2 separate regions of the Mus musculus genome follow, and region 1 is linked to region 2. The links are chromatin loops, found by intact Hi-C in ENCODE. Cell type or tissue: heart. All regions are shown on one strand.

Region 1 (8,000 bases), 1.0 Mb after region 2:
TCTCTGGGGACCCTGTACTCAGTCCAGTAGATGACTGTGAGCATCCACTTCTGTATTTGCCAGGCACAGGAGACAGCCATGTCAGGGTCCTGTCAGCAAAAATTTGCTGGCATATGCAATAGTGTCTGGGTTTGGTGGTTGTTTATGGGATGGATCCCTGGGTGGGGCAGTCTCTGGATAGTCCTTCCTTCTGTATCAGCTCTGAACTTTGTCTCTGTAACTCCTTCCATGGGTATTTTGTTCCCTTTTCTAAGGATTGAAGTATCCACACTTTGATATTCCTTCTTCTTGAGTTTCATGTGTTTTGCAAATTGTATCTTGGGTATTCTGAGCTTCTGGAAAAATATCCACTTATCAGTGATTGCATATCATGTGTGTTCTTTTGTGACTGGGTTACCTCTCTCAGGATGATATCATCCAAATCCATTCATTTGCTGAGTAGTACTCCATTGTGTAAATGTATATTTTCTGTATCTTCCTCTGTTGAGGGACATCTGGGTTCTTTCCAGAGTCTGGCTGTTATAAATAAGGCTTCTATGAACATAGTGGAGTATGTGTCCTTATTACAATTTGGAACATCTTCTGGGTATATGCCCAGGAGAGGTATTGCTGGATCTTCTGGTAGTACTATGTTCAATTTTCTGAGGAACTGCCAGACTGATTTCCAGAGTGGTTGTACCAGCTTGCAATCCCACCCTTTCCTGGCTTTTGAAAAGTGGTTTAACTAAGGTTTATAACACCCAAATTTGTAAATAGCCTCTTTATAACCAATAATAGTTTATAATAAGTATACTCTTCCCCAGTTTATAGCTCAACTTTGGACTTTCCCTCTTTCCTGTAACAGTGAGTCTAACTCCTACTAACTGCCACAGGCTGGTTAAGTGGATATCCCGCATCTGCCGGCTAGTCTGGGTTGGGAGCCAGTCCGTGCTTGGGTCTGCAGCTGACAGATTATGAAGGATCTTTGAAAAGAAGACGCTCCAAGGAGTCTGTTCCTTAAAGCAATTCGCATGCAACGATTTCTTAGAAAGTTTTAAAGGCAATTCAGTGTTTAACACCGAAATGTGCAGATGCTCGCTGTAGGGAGGATTACAGGAGGAAAAGCCTCTCCATTCTCCAGTTCCCTGGACTTGGTCTGCTTATCTGAACATCACACTAAAGTAAGATTTAAAATATTCCTTCTAATGTTATATTCAGTTGCACACGCTGACTGTTTATTCTAGCATGTGAATATTTTCATGATCAATTTTGTTATGTACAAAATAATTCTTTAGATTGAAGTTCTTATAACACACTATCTAGAGAGCAGAAGGCTTTTAATTAAAAAGTTTTGGTTTTCAACTCTCAGGCTATCAATCTCCGTAATCACGCCCATAGTGAAGGAGGCTTTAGATTCTGTGTAGGCCTTAAGGGGCCTTCTTGACATCCATAAAAGGAAAGAGATTATTAAATCAACTCCGTGGCAGGAAAGGTGTTATGTAACTAACACATCTTATTACTCCAAAATACAGAATATATTTTAAATTTATTCATAAGATTATTTTCCCTATCCACTCTAAAATACTGCTCATGGACTGGAGAGATGGCTCAGTGGTTAAGAGCACTGGCTGCTCTTCTAGAGGTCCTGAGTTCAAGTCCCAGCAACCACATGGCGGCTTATGACTATCTATGAAGGGATCTTCTGGCATGACTCCTACACTTAAAAAAAAAAAAGGAAAACAACAAATAAATAAACTTAAAAAATAAATAAAAACCCAAATTTATAAAATACTGCTCATGAGGATATACCCTCATTTCCCCTCATCCATATTAGCTATTTACAACTAGTACACAATAAATTATTCATTTTCAAAGAGATAGCTTAGTAAATCTGTTGTTACATATTCCTAAGTATTTAATATTTTTCCAAAATGTTACATTTTGCACTTTGTATAAACCATCATTATTGTGAAAATGAGGTACAATCTTGGGCCCAGTTCTGTGGTTTGCACTAATCTCAGCCAAATGGCTAAGAAGTGACTTAAAAGGAGTGCTTGGAAGGGAGATGATTTATTGACCATGGAACAAACCCCACCTCTGCCATTACATTGGGATTAATGACAACACTAATTTGTAAATATACACTTTATATATAATTTAATATATAAATATGTAGTATATTTATATATTTAATATATTTAATTTATACATATTTTAACTTGGTGTGAAAACAGAAATCACAACAGCCTCTGTTTAGTTTTGGTCTTTCTTCCCCACAGACATTAATAACTTCAAGCAATGCTGTTACTGCTAATTTTTTTCCTTTCTAATTTCATAGAAAATAATCATACATTACATATGTTGTTTGGCCTCTTTAGCTCAGCAAAACCTTTATGAGATTCATTTTTGTTGACTGGCTGGCTGCTCATCTTCTTATTCTGCTGAGTAATATCGTACTAAACGAGTACACTACCATTTGTCTACTCATACATGTGTTAATGGACATGTGGGTTATTTTTAGTTTAGGGCTACTATGACTAAACTGTTATGAATACCCGTGTCTAATTCATTGTGTGGGCATATGTTTTTGTTTACCTTGGTTAAATACAAAGGAGGAAATTGCTCAGCCATATGACAACTAAACGTGTTGATCTTTTAAATAAATTGATAAATTGTTTTCCAAAGCAGTGTTCTCTTTAGCCCCGTGAAGAAGGCCAGTTGCTACACACCCTTGCCAGCCCTTTGAAATGTTAGCCACTTTAATTCAAAATTTCCCTACTCCTAGTGAAGCCAGCAGCTACGAGCGTGGCACTGATGAGTTCTTCCTTCCCGTGTGCTCTACATTCTCTTATTTGCTAAAAACAGACAAACAAAAGCAGACTCCTTTATTGAATTAAACATACTTTATTTTACTTGTGTGTGGTGTGTCTTTCTGTGTGTATGCCGTGTGTGGGTTCCCGAGGAGGCCAGGAAAGTGGATTAGATACTCAGGAACTGGAGTTTCAGGGCTGTGAAACCACTGACCCGGGTCCTAGGAGCCAAACTCGGGTCCTCTGGAAGAGCAGCAGGCACTTTAAACTGCTGAGCTCTCTTCCTAGCCCCTGTCCTATCGAATTATAAAGACTCATCATATACTCTTGTTACTTGAATGTATGGTGAATATTCACTTTTAAAATTGTTTTTGGAATAGATTTTTACATTTTAATGTAAAATTTTAAGTCTTCTTTCCTTTCCTCTTTCCTTCCCTCCTTCCTTCCTTTCTTTATGATAGTTGTACCTAAGAAGTCTTTGCCTTTTTTCCTAACATCAGAGATTCTGTTTTCTTCTTGTTTCATATGCTTGCTTCTGTGTTTAATTCTATGATCACCTTGAAGTTAGCACATAGCCATGATGTAAGATTCATTTTTTCTGTGGTTGTCCAGTTGCTCCACTCATTGAAAAGATTAAAATTCCCACACTGAATTGCTTCAGGTTATGGTGTATTTGAACTCTGCAGTCACATTGGTCCACAATTCCCTTCTGCTTACTATTCTAGGTTGACCATTGTAGTTTCATAGTGAGGTTTATAATAAATAGGCTATGCACATGCTCCTAGTTCTTCCTATACATGTTCATGGATCTGTAGGTTTTAGCTTTTCAAATAAAACCTGCTGGCATCTGGAGAGAACTGACATTGTAACATTTTGAGATTTAGAGGCCTGTTGTGTCATATGGCAGTGATTTAATGTTCAGTGTACAGGGCCGGCACCTGCTTTAGTAAATTTATCCCTAGTACACTTTCCACTTGGAAGGTTTTACTTAACCCCACTTCCCCTGACATTTCTGAAACTGGACGGGTAATCCTCCCATTTCACATCCACAACAATGTGCACACCCAGGGGAGTTCATGGACAAACCTATAGTCATTTCTCCCCTCTGACAGTGTTGCCCTTTGCAAAATGTCTTTCTCTCATTATAAGCAAGATGCCTGAAAAGTACTAATATGCATACTTCAGTTGACAAACAGTATCAAGTCAGTACTTGATTTTGATGGATCATTTCCTTAACCCTATCTCTCTATGAGGTTTACCATTTTATTTTCTTTTGCAGAAATGTAGGCATACACAAACTTCTAAATTCCCAGACTGGTGGAGTCAGGAATTTGGGGGTTGAATTTCAGTAAACTGACTCTAGGCTGCTTGCTTAGCCACACTCTATAAAGGGAAAGGAAAGGGGGCTATTACCAGAATGGTTCTTGAGAAGAAGAGAGAAAAAGGGGAGATTAAATGTGGAGAGCCATTGGGCACTTCTTCCCAGCAGGACAGGAAACTTGTTAACACCATGGCTGGATTTCCTGTCAGTATCCTAACACCTATCCCTCTTTGCCTACGTCCTTTCTCCCAGCTTCCTTTAGAACAGATCTCTAGAACCCATGACATCCGTCTGACCCAGTAATGAAAGGCATGGGGCAAGGCTAGGCCGGAGTTGCTTCTCCAGAAACTCGGGAGAGCGAGCATTTGGTAGGGAGACCCTGCTCTCGGGGCAAAACCCCTGCCACCTCGGGTGCACTCGCTCTATCTGGACAAGGCTCTCCAGCGGGGCACCCACTGCCAGGGCGCACGTCGCTCGCGTCTCTCTAGGAAGAGGTCGCAGCCAGTGCGGACAGCTCTCCCGCGGGAGCGCGCCGCGTGACACTGCCTGGAAGCCATGACCCCGGCTGGCCCACCCCGGGGCTAGGGCCCTGAGCGCGCGCTCCCGAGAGGCGGCGCCGGGGCGGGGCGCGCGGCCGGGGGCGCGCTCCTCCCCCTCGCGGGAGGCCGGGCAGGCGGCGCCGACCCCCCGCGCGTCGCACATGGAGCGCTGGACCGAGGCGGCGGCCGCGGGCAGCGGCACTTCAGTGGCGCGCTCAGCCGGCCCCTCCCGCTCCTGTGCGCTGCTCCTCCGGGTCCGCGTGCGCGGTCACCATGGCGTCCAGTGAGGAGGACGGCACCAACGGCGCCTCCGAGGCCAGCGACGAGAAGGAAGCCGCCGGCAAGCGGAGACGCCTAGGCTTACTGGCCACCGCCTGGCTCACCTTCTACAATATCGCCATGACGGCCGGGTACGTGCGCGCGAAGGTCCTTCCACGCTCCGCAAGCACCAGTGCGGTCCCTCAGCGATCCGGGCTCGGGGACGCGGGGAGCGCGCTCTCGCGGGGCTGCTGGGGGTCGAGGGCGCGCGCACGGGGATGGAACGGAAGCGCACGGGGGAACTGTCAGGGGTCTAGGCGGAGGCGCGCGACGGTGGCGGGGGCTTTTGGAGCGAGAGCGCGCGTGTCGGCCAACTGGGGGTCGCGGCCCCGTAGGCGCACATGGAGCGGGACAGCGCGTGTGCCCGGCCACTTGCGATCGGAGCACTCTGGGAGAGTGGCCGGGGCGCAGAGAGCAAGAGCGCGCGTGCTGGGCCCTAGGTGGTCGCGGCGCGGCGGGGGCGCGCGGCGCAGTGGGGGAGGGGCGTAGCGGGGTTGAATGGAGCGGGGCGGGGCGGGGCGGCCAGCCGCCGCTCGCTGGGCATTGCCTAATACGGTGCACGGTGTGGCGCGGCGGCACGGGGCGCGGGCCGGAGGTTAAGTATAGACCCGGGCAGGAATGTGGGGCCGACCCACGGGGCAGGCGACTGCGGCTCGGCCGCCTCCGCCTGCTGTTGAAGAAACGGCCCGGTCTATTCACCCGAGCCGGGAGCTGTCCGCTGGCTGTGGGCACCGGACCCTGGCCGTGTGGTTCCTGGTGCTGTGGATTGCTGGGCAGTGTCTTCACCTACTGTTTTTTCTTCACCTACTGTTTTTGTTTTAAGCATGGCACTTAGAAATGCCCACTTGGGACTTTGTTTGAAACATCTGGAACAGGGCAGATAATCAGCATCTTTCTGGCCTTGTCCTTTCCAGATTACCGACTACCCACCCTACTCCCCATCTCTGGCCTCCCCCCAGACCTAGTGTGAGTAGGAAGTTAGGATCAAAGGGCTATCAAATGACTTATGGGTCTACTGTGACCGAAACCCATTATGAAAATGTCCTTTGCTGTCTTGCCTTTAGAAAGAGTTACTTTCTCAATATCTTCTCACGTTTTAAGTTAGAGGATTGTGAAGAAACCTTTAGTATTTAAAAGTCTCTGAAGCTTATAGAAAAAATGTGAACGTGTAAAAAAATGTGATTCTATTTAACAAATGTTCCTGTCGATCATCTAGTATATATTATACTACTGAACATCAAATATAATTAGTTCGTAGATATGTATTTATTGGGGGTTACTGTGTGCCAGGGACTGTGCTGGTTCCTTTGGCTGTCTTCTAATTTTTAGTTTTCTGCAATCCTGTGAGGGGTACAGAATAATATTTTAGAGTGAGGTATGGAGAGACCCCCAAGTCACTGGCTGGAGATCACAACCAGAAAGTGTCAGGCATGGATTTCCTCTGAGACTCACTCCAGAGTTGTGCAACCTCATCTTCTTGCTGCCCTGAATTCCAGACCTTTGAAAGTTCAGAAAAGCAAACAGCCTTAGAACAACTGGCAGATGGTTCAATGCCCACCATACTCTGTTGCCTCAAAATGCAGCAGGGTCTGGGAGCGGCCGGTTTCCTCTGAGACTTGCTCACCAAGTGAGTAAACGTTTTTGGAATACTCACCTTATGTTAGTTGATTGGCTGGCCCTTCCCTGTCCAGTCTGCTTTCCATTTTTAAGACCACGTTATTGTTTCAAAAATGAAAACTTGCTGCACAATCCCAGTTTAAGATCTTGATTGAGAAAGTTAAAATAATCCCCGGGTGGCCGGCTCCCATCCTAAGGAACTTGGGATGTGCTCATCGACAACCATTTTCACAGATTCCCGTACTACCCAGTTTACCTTTCCAGTGTTCTTGCCTTTGAAACCCCCTGACTCTGTTTTTCAGGATGCGTTTTACAGTTCTCTTTGTCTTTGCTGTTCCCTCTTTCTGTGATGTCATCCTTTTCTTGTGGCTGCAGCAGTACCTTTGAACTTTTCTAGGCTCCCCTGCCTAGAGGGGCTTTGTGTCCTCACACTTTAGTCCTGCTGTGCCCTCCTTTCTGCAAGCCAGTGCTTATTCTAAGTGTGTCTGTCTTTTTACTGAGAGGGACCACTGTTTATCAAGGCAGATTACCCAGTAGTTCTATGAGCCCCCATAGATAAGCTTTCATATTTTCTTATTTACCCTTCAGGTTTATGCCCAGGCACCTTCTGTGATGTACTAGCACACCCTGACTCTTTGATTTTTTTCCGTCCCACTTGTTGTCACTCAACCATACCATGATTGTACTAATTCTTCATTGTAAGTTCCAGGAAGTAATAAATACTTATTGAATGAATGAATGAGTGAATGGGTGATGAATATCTTATAGAACATTGGTGATGAATGTCTGTTGTATAAGGCCCTGTTTCCGCTTGATACTCAATTACGACATTCTAATTTTCAAATTATACTTTTTATTGTTATGTAAGACTGTATAGAAGAAATGTACAATTATTGATTAAGTCAGGCCCTATGGACATTTTAAAGTTCCCTTACCCTGACCCTTGGAATAATTAGTGGCTTTCGGCAAATCCAGAGTGGAGGCACCTTTAAAGGATGGAGAGATTTGTATTATATAAATATATAAGTTTATATATATATATATATATATACATATATATGTATATATGGCTTACTCATAATGGGTTCTTGACTATAGTAGTGAGCATCTGTGCTTTGCTTGCCAACGAACGCTTCTGACCCTATAGATGCTAATGCATTTTCTCAGGTCATGTGGGTAATGTAAGAGCTGTAAGACATATATCCCAGGCTCATCCCTGAAGAAGGACAACCTGGACATTTACACGTAGACACCAACTGCAATAAAGACAGAATAGAATGAGTGCATACAAAACAGGAGCCAGAGGACTGAGAGGACAGGGAGACTGAGAGAAACTTCTGTGAAGGAGATGAAAGCATTTGAATCGATCTTTGAAGGCTAAGCTGGGTTTGCCAGACACGGTTGAGGAGACAGCCT
Region 2 (8,000 bases):
AAAAAAAAGGAAAAAATAAGAAATCTTGGAAGCGTTAAGAGGAGAGCCAAAACACGCAGTCCCCATATAGGCAAGCAAGTATTCTATAAGAACACATGGTGCCGGGCATTGGTGGCGCATGACTTTAGTCCCAGCACTCAGGAGGCAGAGGCAGGTGGATTTCTGACTTCGAGGCCAGCCTGGTCTACAGAGTGAGTTCCAGGACAGCCAGGGCTACACAGAGAAACCCTGTTTCGAGAAAACAAAAACAAAAAAAAACAACAAGAACAAAAACAAAAAAAAGAACACACGGACAACCATAGGTTAGCTCCACCTGTGATAATTTATCAGCCTTCTATTACAAAATGAAAGACTACAAAGTTCCATTAGACAATGCAGAGCTTTGTAACTTATCCCCAGGAAGATATCACACATAAAAGGATGCTTAGAGCTCTTTAAAAAACTGAGGCAAGAGTGAGGACATACTGAATGACAGATAAGGGAAAGAGCCTGTAGGTTGCTGTCAGTTCTCTGACAACCATCACCCCACTGGCTTCCAGACCACCTCACTCTCACTTAACAGGTAGAGTGAAGACTTGGACATATTATTCCAATGCTAACTCTACCTGGGCACCATTGAATAACTGAAATGAGCAATGGTGAGAAAGATGCCAACACTGGTACTTAATTTGTTGCTACAGAAAACAAAAATTCCAGACTATTGTATGAGTCCGATCTCATTATTCCCCATCAGGAAAATACCTAATGACCAAACCCTTCATGGGTCCCTACTGCTTACTGCCTTGGTCAGCATGTAAGAAAGACCCTTGGTGATCTAATTTCCTGGTTACTTCTGCAATCTCATCAAACAAACAGTAATTAAACCATGTTCAATTTCTTTAAGTGTATCCAACGTACCTCTTTTCAAGCAGCAGTTCATCTGCCTACACCAATATGCCGGATTCTACTCTGTCTACATTCAACCCAAACTCCTATTCCTCATTGAGTCTGTGTACACCTTACCCTGAAAGGCTTCTGCAAACCACCTGAGAAGGATCACTCCCTGGCACCATCAGTCCACACTTACAAATGTCTGCACATTTCGGCAAACAATTTCCTACACTAACTCTTGAGTGTTCTATGAGCACAGATTCTGTTCTGGATCTCTGTAGCTAACTGGGTCTAATCTGAAGGACTGGTTTTCCCACTAGAAGAAATTAATCATGAGCACAGAGAACACAGTGATACAAGCACCTGTCTCTACATTTCAGCAGGAAAGATAAAGAAATTCTAAGATGGCTCTAGAAAAACCAAACAATTATGTAAAGGCAGGCACAGGGCACATGAAGGCTTCCATCATCTTCAATGACTGCCCTTTTCATCTCCCCAGCCCCATTCCAGTCTGAATACGGAATCCTCTAATGAACAGGGATAGCAGCAATAACCTACTATAAAGGGAGAACCAACACTCTGATCATTTTTATTGCTAAGGTGTGTGTGTGGGGGGGGGGGGGTTGATAAAAGGTAATATTGCGTAATTCATTTTTATTTACACAAATTTAATTGTGTAATCAATATATATTTAATTATATGTTGAAATTGTTCTTGACATAGTACTTTTACAATCATTAGAAAATGTTAAGTTGCTGAAAAATAGTGCATGACATTACTGAGAAACATCGCCGGGAGCTTCAGTTTGGACACTCCAAAGTCACTTAAAAGGGAGTATTTATCTGTGGTACTTGCATACACACACATGTGCCAGTGTGCTTGCATGTATTCATAAGCTTGAAAGGGGCTTTTTAAAAATCAGCGTTCAGAACAAGTGAATTAATGCCATTCAAAATGATTTCACGGTTTAAATCCACAAAACAAAGGACCTTAATAATGGCAAAGACTTGGTACCTTCATAAAAACAAAAGTAGTTTATAAATCATGCCCTACAAAATGAAACAAATGGGAACAAAATTTGGTCTTAATACTCAGAAACCATTCTGTTACAAGAAAGACGAAGACTTTATCATTGGACCCCTTTCTGTCTAGTAGTGACTCTTCTCAAGACAGCATTGCTTATTCTGCCTCGGAACAGGTTTTACAACTTCTAGGTAATTCATGACCTGTTCTAGAATAATTACGGCCACGTAACATCTTACACATAACCGAGAGCATTTAGATTTTTTTTTTCACGCCTACGGGGAGGAGGGGAAGCTGTGTGTATGTGTAAAAATTTCAGAAACCCGTGCACCTGAATACTCACTCATTCTAAGTCTTGACGAACAGAAATCAGAGCCAAGTCAGACAACGTGAAGGTGCATTGGCATAGACAAGAGGAAGGTAAACAGTGCAAAACTCCTGTTTCGTGTTAAACAAACGGAAAGTTTTGGGTTCTCGGGGAGACACTTTCTTGGGGCTAATCAGACCTAAAAGATGGTTCGCTGAGACCGGAAAGGCCCGCAAACAGATTGCAGGAATATGTTTTCACCTTGGTTGGCTAAAAGCTGCACACGCGTGGGATTCCTGGCCATCGGGTGCGTCCCCTGCCCGGGCTCCGGGTCCCCAGATCCGAGTTCTACCCCGAACCCTATCCAGATCTCAATCTGGACTTGCCAGCGCCGCGTCCACCCTCCCGCCGGCCTCACCTTGGTTACAAAAAAGGCTCCACAGTTTAGCGAAGATCAGCCCCATCATGAGCCCCGGACGGGACAGACTTCCTGGGCAGCACTCGGCGGCAGGTGCCGCGGCGCCCGCGGTGGAACCGAGGGGAAGCCGATCCGGAGCCGCGGAGCCTCAAGAGTCCAGCGAAGCTTTGGTCCTCCGCGGAGCCGGGAACCGCCGCAGACTCCTTTGTTCGCAGCGCGCTGAGCCCAGCCCCGACCCGTAGTCGCTCGGTCTGCGCCCACCTACCCTGCACAGCCTGGGCTGGCCACGAGCCCCGCCCCCGCCCCGCCTCCCCACCTACGCCCGGGACCACCCATCGCCGGAAGGTCGGCACGTGACGTCGGCGCGCTGACGTCAGCGGGCGCCTGGGACGTGGCGGGTCCTCCCTGTACACTTCCGGTGTGCGGATGGTGGGCGGGCTTGGCGTCTGCGGAGGCGGGGTGTGGCCGATCTGGGGATTTCCTCGGCGCGCGCTCCCTCTCCTGCCACTCTGAAGAAACGCGGACTGAGGTCCAGAGCAGCGGTCATCCCCGAGGCCTGGCCACCGCGTCCCTCGCTGCTGACCGCCTGAGGAACCTCAGCTGGCGCGGTCCTCTGACTGAAGCGGAGGAGTGGGTTTCCGTTCCTGTCCCAGTGTTGGGATTCTAGCGTGATTCTTAATTCTGAATGGAATTGATAGGGACGTGCGTGCTGGAATGCCTGTAGCCAGGGTCCAGTTAAGTTTCTAAAATCAAAGTGCCATCAGTTTGGCCAAGCGTTAGGTGTGGTAGTTAATCTCAAAATCCTTACCAGTTGAAACTGGAAACTTCATAGGCCAGACTAGTCCTTGAGGCCACCTGGCGGGCCCCACATAACCAGAGAAGAAGCCTGCCAGCCTGACCTTGTAACAAGGTAAACTGTCCCATGACCTATTCCAAATAAAACAAATGAGTATAGCTTAAGATGCCCTGCTAGTGGCCGGGCGTGGTGGCGCACACCTTTAATCCCAGCACTCGGGAGGCAGAAGCACGCGGATTTCTTGAATTCAAGGCCAGCCTGTTCTACAGAGTGAGTTCCAGGACAGCCAGGGCTACACAGAGAAACCCTGTCTCGAAAAACAAAACAAACAAAAAAAAGATGCCCTGCTAGTGCTACACTTCAAAGGACAGTGAAGACTTGAAAACTCGGGTACAAGATCACAACAACTTCTTGATACTAAACCATAGCTCCAGCCTCTCCTACAGAGGAAAAGTTGTACTGATCCTGTTCAAACATAGCTTTAATGATCATCCGTTGGACTACAAATTTGAATGAGTTTGTGGTTGCGCAAACTTATCATTTCTACTTTTGGCCTCATTATTAAAAAGCCGACTTAAGATTCTCTAACGCCCTTTTCAGGTTAGAATTTAGAAATTTGAAAGTTTTGCTAACCTGAAGGAAAAGAAACTTACTCTGACTGAAACAAATGATAGATGCTCACAAATACAGTTGAATATTGCCTAAACTAATAAATGCTGATGCATGTACTGATGTTAGGAAAAAATGGAACTTGTTTATACTGTACATGTGTATTGACTATATATGTATGTATATATATAATACATTATATATACATATATATGTAATGCTTGTCAGAAATGTAATGAAAATAGAAAAATCTGAGCATAAGCGTCTTAAATGTAGCTCAAAAACTAAATACTTTTTCTTTAAATATCCCTTTAAGGTTTTGTTGAGACTAATTTCAGTGTTGCCTTTGGTATACAAGAGGTAATATTGATGTGTATCATGGTGCCACTTGAAAATGAATATAGTTTGAGTTCATGAGATAAGAATAACTTCGTGAAAATATTATGAAATGACAACTTTCAGTGAAGTAGAATCCCATTAAAATGTCTCCAACAAAATATAAGTACTAAATTAGTATAAAATAAACTGAAGTTTCAAGGAAGTAAAATGTTAACTTACAAGGCCTAAAAAAAGGAAAATTATATAGATTAGGAGGAACCAATGTAAACTGACCAGGTGATACTTGGAAAAACTTGATATATTTGGCATTGAGTTCAACTTATTAATCAGTTAAGTTAGATCAGTTTGTACAGGCCTTGAAAAAAAGAGAGTTCAAGAAACTGTGTGTTCTGCCAGCTCAGGAAAAAAAGCCACTCTTCAAAAACATCAAACATTTTCATGTCAATTACAATTTTAATCCAGTTTGCTGATTTCCAGATGAACCAGGGTTGATTGAGTGCCCATACGGAAGTTCTTTTCTGCCATATGGTCGAAGAAATCAATATAATTTCATTCAGGAATATCCTATTAGACACTTTTAGATGCTGTAGATGATTAATTGTTGAAAACAATTTAATATCATTCTTGAAAGTAGAAAAGAATGTATTGATAAATTTCTGATGAAGTTGTTTTAAAATTCACAGAGGTTACACAATACCTTGAGCTTCATAATTTTTGCTAGACCAAAATATCTTTAAGTTTATGACTCTGCTCATATGTGAGCAGTGTGGCTTTTTTCTCTCCTCTGTACTTCTGGGATCACCATAGCAAGCCTCCCCAGAGTTTTCTCCAGTGAGTCTCCCAACAGGTGCTTGGAAGCTGTCACCTTGTGCTTATCATTTGGAGACATGCTTACTGTCTTCCTGGATCCAGGAAAGGCACAGTGGTTTGTAAAATACCCTTTGTAGGATGGTTTTGAAGCTGACCCATTTTGTGCGATGCTCATGGTCCTCTCCTCTTTATAAACAATGTACCCTGCCTTTTGTTACAATCTTGTACTTAGGGCGAGGCCTATTACACATTTATATAACCTCCCATTAAAAACCCGGAAATCTGCACTCCTCCCTTACATAGACGAGTTAACTCCTGATCTGTTTGAATTTGGGTCACTTAGTTCTTCCTTGCAGAGTGAAGACTCTTGACAACCATTCCTCCAACATGGGTATAAACATATCTTAACACGTAGTGAAGGTTGCCCTTTTCCTACACTCTTTAAGTCAGTTCATGTAATTTGTTTGGTCTGTAGTAACACTATAAAGTATGAAATATTATATCCACTTAATGGATCCGAAAAATGAAATATAAGAACTTTAATAATTTGCCCATGGCTGCAAGAACTGGAATATGAACCACAGCAGTCTAGATCTCTAGTAAAATTCTTAACAATTAAGAAGTTACTCACTCAACAACCTGATAAGCCCCATATTCTAAAGTTAAAAGCATTTTATTTTCAGAATCTTTACTGTTTTGTTTCTTTCTCAAATGTTAAGTACACATTCAGGACCAAAGAGCTGGTATTTAGGCTTGTAGTAGCTGGACTGCTAAGTCTTCAGAGAGGTCTGGCTTGCAGGGAGTTTAGTCCTTAGTGTTTCATAATAGCAGCAGGAGAAATGAGGAAATCCCAGTAAGGTGTGGATTATAATTTATAGAACTAATGATGAATCAGTCCAAACGTTTGTGTGCTTAATTCTGGCAGCATTTTGAACCAGATTCTATTCATTTATTCATTCATTTGGCTTTCCAAACACTGTAAGTTCTAATTTGTAGTTTCTCAGATGAGGCCAATTGTATTAGAAAAGCTGAATATTGTATTGACAGGATTAGATTTGTGGCTAAATGGATATGCAAAGATATTACGTTATCTTTACAGAACTCTTAAGATTATCAGGAGGGGGTGGGTGTTAGAAATGCCTATAATTCTGTCTCTCACAAGGTTGAGACAGTAGGATTGTGAATCAAGAAGCGCCTGGGCTAAATAGGGATGTTTGTCTTCAAAAATAAACAATTAAAGAAATGAATGGGACTAAGTAGAAATTCTAGTTAGTAAAGTGCTTGCCATGAAAGCACGACGACCTGATTTTTAGATGCCCAGCACTTGGATTCATCATCATCATCATCATGGTCGTCATCATCCAGCTGAGCCAGGAGTGTGAGCCAGTAATTCCTGCTCTGGGGAGGCAGAGACATGACGTGCAGATCCCTTGAGCTTGCTGCCGGTCAGTCAATCCAGTTAAGTCAGCCAGCTCCAGATTCAGTGAGAGACCTTATCCCAAAAATGAAAGCTGCGAGTAATTGTGAGTGCACATCAATGTCTGGTTTCCACATATATGTGCACATATGTACATCTGGACCTGCACACACACACACACACACACACTCACACACACAAACACACACACTCATACAAGAGAAAAGCATTGAAAGAAAAAGAAGTTTCCTGTAATGGAGAAGTGTAGAATCCAGAATTAAGTCAGTCCCCCAGATCAATCTGAAATAAAATCCTCAGAGATAAAATGAGGTCATAACCAAACTTAAAATGATGATATCACATCATATTTATTTCTCCCACCGGTCCCTGCTTGGGGGCCCATACTACCCCTTTAAAGATCTAAAGTCTCTGTGACATTTGCATGTTTATATAGGAGTCTTCCATTGCTTAGACAGAACATCTCCACTCTACTAACTGCAGATTTACCACATGTTTTCTGGTCACTGTTCAAGTGTTCTGAAGTAGTGAACTACTTTATATCAAATGCATATTTAACAACAGTTTCCTTTTCTATTTCACAAAGGTTTGATTAGTCATTCAGGGAGTGCCCTTTATATGTCAAACAATGAGTATTCTATGTGGAAATGAAATTTCTCCCACATGGACTTTCAAGTTCAAGTTTTCTTTATTTTTTTAAAGACTTCAACTATATCTAGTGTCAAGGTTACTACAAAGTTGTCTGTTGAAATTCCTTTGTGTGGGTGGTCTAGCCCTCTGAATCCTGGGCAAAGCATTCCATGTTGCACCAAGATGTCATTTACCTGTTCTCCCTGCCTGAATGCAGCAGAACAGGCTACCCTTCCCAGGTCAGACTGTGCTTGGTGACAGCAAGGATAGAGTGCACATAGACACATAACCTTTCCCAGAGTTTGATTCACCTGTGCCCCCTTGGCTGCTTTTATATTGGGTAGCTCTATGAAACTAGTTTTATGTTAACTGCTGTAGATTCATATCACAGCCATATAAAATAGTGTGGTGGTTCCTGGAGGGGAGGCTGCCTGTCCTGCTGTAAGCAAGCCTAGCAAACTAATGTATTTCTTCAATTTGGACTTGTCAAGTTTTTCTTCAGCCACATCACTCTTATTTGGGGGTGAATAGATGTTTATGTCCTGTCAGGCATGTCATGCAACACTTAACACCTGTGTCCCAGACACATTCTGTTAGTTTCAGGTGATGAAGTCAGGAAGGAATCCCATGCATTGACCACAGATACATGATCTTGTGGAAAAACTGGGTACTTGTTTTAGAAACTGGCTTACTGGTCTATAGCCTATTTTCTTTTTCTGAGATTGTGGAAAGTTATTACAACTCTTGGAACTTTCTTTTACTC

The links. A loop is a pair of places that touch in the nucleus more often than their neighbours do. Peaks named below come from ENCODE experiments on the same cell type or tissue, not always from the same donor. Only the 100,000 strongest peaks of a DNase experiment are listed, where the experiment ranks them.
Region 1: a loop joins it to region 2, with 2.9 times the contacts of the local background. A loop is called at or near these places in 4 of 42 quality-filtered maps.

Annotation. Positions count from the first base shown.
Region 1 is chr2:14,052,790-14,060,789 of GRCm38, reverse strand. Hacd1 (3-hydroxyacyl-CoA dehydratase 1) reads left to right here and starts at 4,755. Exons shown (of 7, transcript NM_013935.3): 1 at 4,755-5,059. The coding sequence starts at 4,923. In heart, no CTCF peak of the experiment used is centred here; DNase peaks (open chromatin) are centred at 4,659, 5,129 and 5,439; H3K4me3 peaks cover 3,032 bases; H3K27ac peaks cover 3,201 bases.
Region 2 is chr2:15,050,193-15,058,192 of GRCm38, reverse strand. It overlaps Arl5b (ADP-ribosylation factor-like 5B), which reads right to left and starts at 2,873. Exons shown (of 6, transcript NM_029466.5): 1 at 2,619-2,873. The coding sequence starts at 2,664. It also overlaps a transcript of Nsun6 not described here. In heart, a CTCF peak has its summit at 3,125; a DNase peak (open chromatin) is centred at 2,952; H3K4me3 peaks cover 2,956 bases; H3K27ac peaks cover 2,183 bases.